2 separate regions of the Homo sapiens genome follow, and region 2 is linked to region 1. Evidence: read pairs that join two places in POLR2A ChIA-PET (ENCODE). Cell type or tissue: PC-9. All regions are shown on one strand. Links, peaks and the distances in the headings refer to the core of each region. The heading gives the core; the rest is flanking DNA.

Region 1 (2,924 bases), core at 312-2,811:
ATACACTCCTGACTGAATCATATGCTGGACTGCAACCTATGGCATAGGTATCCTGGCTGCAAAAGACATACTGCACGAATTCTCAGAAATTCGAAATTAGAGAAAGAAGTTGCTGTGATGTACAGAAAGGCAGGGCTGGGACCAACATTGCAGACTTCAAGTTAAAGTACAGGCCCAAACAAGAAAGAGATGAAAAAGCAACAGCTAGAAAAAGATGGATAGTGATGACTTGACATACAGCCTTTTAAAGACAGAAAAGCAGGCTAAGTCCCACCGGCTTCAAAGTGCCAGCTCCCAGGAGGAAACCCTGGAACCCCATCATATCCTCACAACAATTCCACGTTTCCTGAGCAGATGTGCATGGGTCCACAAGGGCCACAGGGATCACGACTAGAAAAAAAAGGTATTTTATAGATGAAGAGAAGTTCAGTGTAGTTAAGTAAATTTGTAAAGGTTGCAGAGCCAGCAGGTCAGGGAGCTGAAATCATAACTCCTATCTGACCCTAACATTTATAGTCTTTCTATTACACAGGAATGATGTAAGCTTTCCCAGCAAAGTACCTCTTATGGCAGAGAAAAATATTTATAGAGAAGTCTAGAAGGCAAGGTTGAAATATTTCTTTAAAGTCTCTTTTTTCCCCTAAACAATTTATGTTTTATATTTCTATTTTGAAATGGACCTGCGTTTTTCATAAAAACAAGGTACCACCTACCTCAACCACTTCAAGTAAAATTAACTTCCCATAAGATATGACACATTTGTCACGCGTTTCATGGTTTCCTTGACACAATGACAGAGACTCAAGAGTATAAGAAGCCTACAATTCTATACCTCTAATTACTTTTTAAAAAAACTTCCTTCTATCTCCTCTCCACACCTAAGCCTATGGAAGAAGATGAGGTGAGGATTCTCCTCCTGAACTGAGTCATTTTAGCCTTAATGAAAAATCTGAAAGGATAAAACATCCTGGAATATTGATGGCTGCCCATCCAACATCTATTCTCTTCATTGTTCTTCTTCCTAAAATAATCCCAACTTTTGTAAAGTTATCTATTATTTTCCATGTACCCTAATGCTTTAGGAATGCCTCAACCCCATTTAGGGTCCCAACTGGTCTAAGCCAATCACTTTGCTGTGATTGCTTTAGGCATGGTCAAGTAACCATTCCAGCCAATAAGATATGAGGGAAAGTCAGTTGTGGGACTCTTGGGAAAGGTTTCTTTGCTCTCATAAAGACACACCAGGCGAGATGGCCCCTTTTTGTTTCTGGAGCTTTCTGCAGGGGAGAGGAGCTAGTGAAATCTGTAACTGCTATCGCCATCTTGTGGTCACAAGAAGAATTAGCCCGAGGAATGGGGCAGCATACAAAGCAGGGCAGAGCCAAGAGAACACCAGAGAGCCAGAGCCCTGATAATGCCATACCTGGAACTGCCCTGTCTTAAGGGTTCTCACGTGAAGCAGTGAGTGTTCTTATTACTGGAGCCATGAGTCATGCTTTCTGCTTCTTTCACTAAAAGGCATCTTTCATTTACTTGGCAAATCACCTCTTAACTCTATTCCGCTGCCTCCCTAGAGCAAAAAACCCTATTTAAAACTTGTACTATTTTAGCAATCCAAGGAAATAAAGGAAGAGGGAACTGTCATTTGCAAATGCCTATAGAGTAGAATATTAAATACATATTAGAACCCTCAAAATGACTTAACATTAACAGATCAATATATGAGAACATTTATTGAGCAGTTGCTCCATATAAAAAACTGAGCTGGAAGCTTTATATGTATTATCAAATTTAATCCTCATTGCAACCCTATATTATCTACCTATTATAAACAAAAGTGAAACTATGAATAATTCGCTAAAATCAAATACATGCAACTGATAAGTGGAAGAGGTAGATTTTGAAGCTAGTATGGCTGGCTCCAAAGTCCACACTTTTTCTTCCTATCTTACATTTAAAAAACTCTAGAAAATAGGTAGAGGCACATGCAGTGACAGTGAATCATTGAGCATTATGAACAGTCAAAATAAAAATATTTGTGGAAAAATTGAGACAAAATTGTCTTGGAACAGGTATTGTAAGTTGAAATTTGAATTGTAAACTGATTATGTCTGAAGTAAAATTAACAGAAAATTCATCAACAGAAGGTATGAACAGGTGAATCAGGAATACTACATGGTTAGTAAGAAAAAGAGTTCAAAATATTCATGATTACTACTTTATAAAACTAGTCTCTTTCATAATGTATATTTTCAACACAATATGCACATTATTACAGTAACAGTGTCACTAGACTTTTTGGAGTCAATTTAAATGACATCAATATCCATAGAAATTAATTTTTAGCAAGGCTTTAATGCATTTGTCTTTACCTGTTTGTGATGAGCCGAGAATTAACATATCTATATTCTCCTTCATACTTTTGCTCAGTTATTGTCATCTTACCAATGGGTCTTCGAAGTCGAGTTAGGAATAGCCCAGAAACAACCAAGTAGGCCATCATGCTCGCTGGGCCCTATTATTATTGGGAGAGAAAGATACACAAAGTTCTGGGATATAATAATAAATTCACTTAGATACAAACATGTACAATTTTTATAATTAACCTCAATGACTGAAAGAAATTGCCCTACTGGGTAATTTTTTCCCTTTGTTTTTTTTCTGAAAAAGTACACAGTAGCCTCTACACTTTTACTACTCATGGGCTTTTCCTCTTACCACTGTAGCTTATCCCTCAGCTCTCCTACATTTTGCTCACCTAAAAACTCCTAATTGCAGTTCACAGTTTTTCTATGTTATCTAACACTCTCCTGTTGGAACTCTTCTTGATAATCTCTTAAGATTCCACAATAATTCTTAGACCTCTTTTTCTTGCCTTCTTTTTTAATGTTAATATTCCCTCAAACTCCTTCCTTAGTTCTCTT
Region 2 (2,924 bases), core at 316-2,815, 140 kb before region 1:
TGCATTAACTGCACAAATTGTACAGCATGTGTGTTTGTGCAATATGAAATCTGAGCACCTTGAAAAAAGAACAGGATAACAGCAATGTTCAGGGAATAAGAGAGATAACCTTAAACTCTGACCACCGGTGAGCCGGGCAGAACAGAGCCATATTTCTCTTCTTTCAAAAGCAAATGAGAGAAATATCACTGAATTCTCTTTCTCAGCATGGAACATCCCTGAGAAAGAGAATGCACACCTAGGGGTAGGTCTCTGAACTGGCCCCCCCAGGGCGTACCTGTCTCTTAATGTCAAGTCTGCAGAGGTGAAATAGACTCCAGTCTCCCATAGCGCTCCCAGGCTTATTAGGAAGAGGAAATTCCCGCCTAATAAATTTTGGTCAGAACAGTTGATCTCAAAACCCTGTCTCCTGATAAGATGTTATCAATGACAATGGTGCCCGAAACTTCATTAGCAATTTTAATTTCACCTCAGTCTTATGGTCCTGTGATCTCCCCCTGCCTCCACTTGCCTTGTGATATTCTATTACCCTGTTAAGTACTTGATGTCTGTCACCCACACCTATTTGCACACTCCCTCCCCTTTTGAAAATCCCTAATAAAAACTTCCCTAATAAAAACTGGCTGGTTTTGTGGCATCACGGATCCTACCAACGTGTGATGTCCCCCGTGGATGCCCAGCTTTAAAATTTCTCTCTTTTGTACTTTGTCCCTTTATTTCTCAAGCCAGCAGATGCTTAGGAAAACAGAAAAGAACCTATGTGATTTTCGGGGCGGGTTCCCTGAAAGACCGCCACCATGGACAGCTCAGCCAGGGCCATCTTCTGCTCTGACATTCCCTCATGCCCTGCCTTGCTGTTGTATCATGGAAAAGGGTGGGATGAAGGTTTAGGAGGTGACCTGCATTCATGTCCCAACCCTGCCACTTTTAGCTATATGAACTTGGTTGACTCACGCTCTCTGAGTCTCACTCAAAAAAGACCCTATATGTGTAGATTTATAGATGGGGATGGTCCAGATGGTGTGAGTGGTCAGCTCCGGCTCTAAATCCTGGCATTTTCTGGGATGTGGATGAGTATGGCGAGAGGCAGGCAGCCCAGCTGCTGGCAGCACGTGGCTAGTGGATGCCGGTGCCTCGAGCTCTCTCAGAGACCACATCCAGGTTCCCTGTATACCAGCCCCAGGATGTACACACACCATAGTACCACCCCTAAATGTAGATGGCAAATATTTATTTGAAGTGTTACCAGAAAGGGATCCTAATTTAGACCCCAAGAGAGGACTCTTGGACCTTGGGCAAGAAAGAATTCGGGGCATTTCCACAAAGTGAAAGCAAGTTTATTAGAAAAGTAAAGGAATAAAGAATGGCTACTCCATAGGCAGAGTAGCAGCACGGGCTGCTCCACTGAGTATACTTATAGTTATTTCTTGATTATATGCAACAAAGTGTGGATTATTCATGAGTTTTCCGGGAAAGAGGTGGGCAATTCTTGAAACTGAGGGTTCCTCTCCCTTTTAGACCAAATAGGGTAACTTCCTGATGTTGCCATGTCATTTGTAAACTTCATGGCACTGGTGGGAGTGTCTTTTAGCATGCTAATGTATTATAATCAGCGTATAATGAGCAGTGAAGATGAGCAGAGGTCACTTTCATTGCCATCTTGGTTTTGGCAGATTTTGGCCAGCTTCCTTACCACATCCTGCTTAATCAGCAAGGTCTTCGTGACCTGTATCTTGTGCCGACCTCCTATCCCATTCTGTGACTAAGAATGCCTAATGCCTAACCACTTGGGAATGCAGCCCAGTAGGTCTCAGCCTTATTTTACCCAGCCCCTATTCAAGATGGAGTCACTCTCATTTGAACACCTTTGACAGAATCACATAATCATATAACATATGCTGAGGACCTTTTGCAGAACAAGAGGGACTGAGGGCTGTGCTATGAGGGCTACAAAAGATGTGCACATCCAGACCCTTGCCCTCAGGAAAGTGTCCAATGCCAGCTGTGTCTGCAACAGGCTGTGAGGACTTGGGCACACTACAACCTCTCTAAGCCTATTTCCTCATCTGTGAAGCAAGGATAATAAAACTTATCTTACTCGTTATAAAAATCAGAGGTAATACGCATAAAGCTTGTTGGATTGTTTTTAGGATCGGATTATTGTTAAGAAATAGATATTATATGTTAAACTCCTAGCATAGTGCCTAGCAACTGGTAGGCATTGAATAAATGGTAATTACTATTGTTACTAATATGCTATTGTCATTATTTTTAGTGTGGATCAGTGTTAAAAGTGCTTCATGGAGAAATGGAGGCCTGAAAGCGACTCTGAAGGAGGAGTGGGGCTCAGCAAACAGCAGACGAGTTTCAATCCAAGCACCCATTACCCCCCTAACACACGGCATACGTGCATCTCATCTCCTCCTGTGTCGCTAAGAAGCTACCCATATGTCTGTCATTAATTCTCCAGAATCCTTGGACACACCCCTCTGCAGAGCTTTCTAACAGGAAATACAAGTCTCAGATTTTTTTTTAAGTTAAAATTGAGTGCAGCACTCATACCTTTCTTCGAGCATGAACCGTCAATCAACACTGCCTCATGAGCTACTGCTCTCCTGCTCTTTGAAAAGACAAATCCTTATTTCTTTGTAGTGATCCAGAAGGCAGTGGGAAGAATGACAGGTGCTTGGTTATCTTCAATTTAATCTCTACCTTTCAATGGGGCTAGTGCAAGCTAGGGCCATTTTACTGCACCCAAAGGAATTTAAGACATTTCTATTATCTCTAAAGAATCCAGATTAACATGCCTTCTTGGTGGGCAGGGAGACCAGCTATGAATTCTAGGATCTCAATTCAAATGCTTTTGAATTCTTCCTGCTTGTTCAGTTAATTACATATATGTCACCACAATCTTGCTTTTTTTT

The links. ChIA-PET counts read pairs that join two places held together with the same protein. Peaks named below come from ENCODE experiments on the same cell type or tissue, not always from the same donor. Only the 100,000 strongest peaks of a DNase experiment are listed, where the experiment ranks them.
Region 2: POLR2A ChIA-PET joins it to region 1 with 5 read pairs; 2 of 35 experiments call an interaction of 5 or more read pairs at or near these places.

Annotation. Positions count from the first base shown.
Region 1 is chr1:94,480,055-94,482,978 of GRCh38, reverse strand. ABCD3 (ATP binding cassette subfamily D member 3) reads right to left here. Exons shown (of 23, transcript NM_002858.4): 9 at 2,373-2,515. Among named protein-coding and RNA genes, the nearest start is that of F3, 60 kb to the left of the region's middle. In PC-9, for the core only: CTCF peaks have their summits at 1,066 and 1,266; a DNase peak (open chromatin) is centred at 1,398; H3K27ac peaks cover 939 bases.
Region 2 is chr1:94,616,423-94,619,346 of GRCh38, reverse strand. SLC44A3-AS1 (SLC44A3 antisense RNA 1) reads left to right here. Exons shown (of 6, transcript NR_160780.1): 6 at 2,276-2,924. All of the region lies in intron 1 of LOC105378861 (a long non-coding RNA gene), which reads right to left. Among named protein-coding and RNA genes, the nearest start is that of MIR12133, 74 kb to the right of the region's middle. In PC-9, for the core only: no CTCF peak of the experiment used is centred there; DNase peaks (open chromatin) are centred at 1,746 and 2,666; H3K27ac peaks cover 1,776 bases.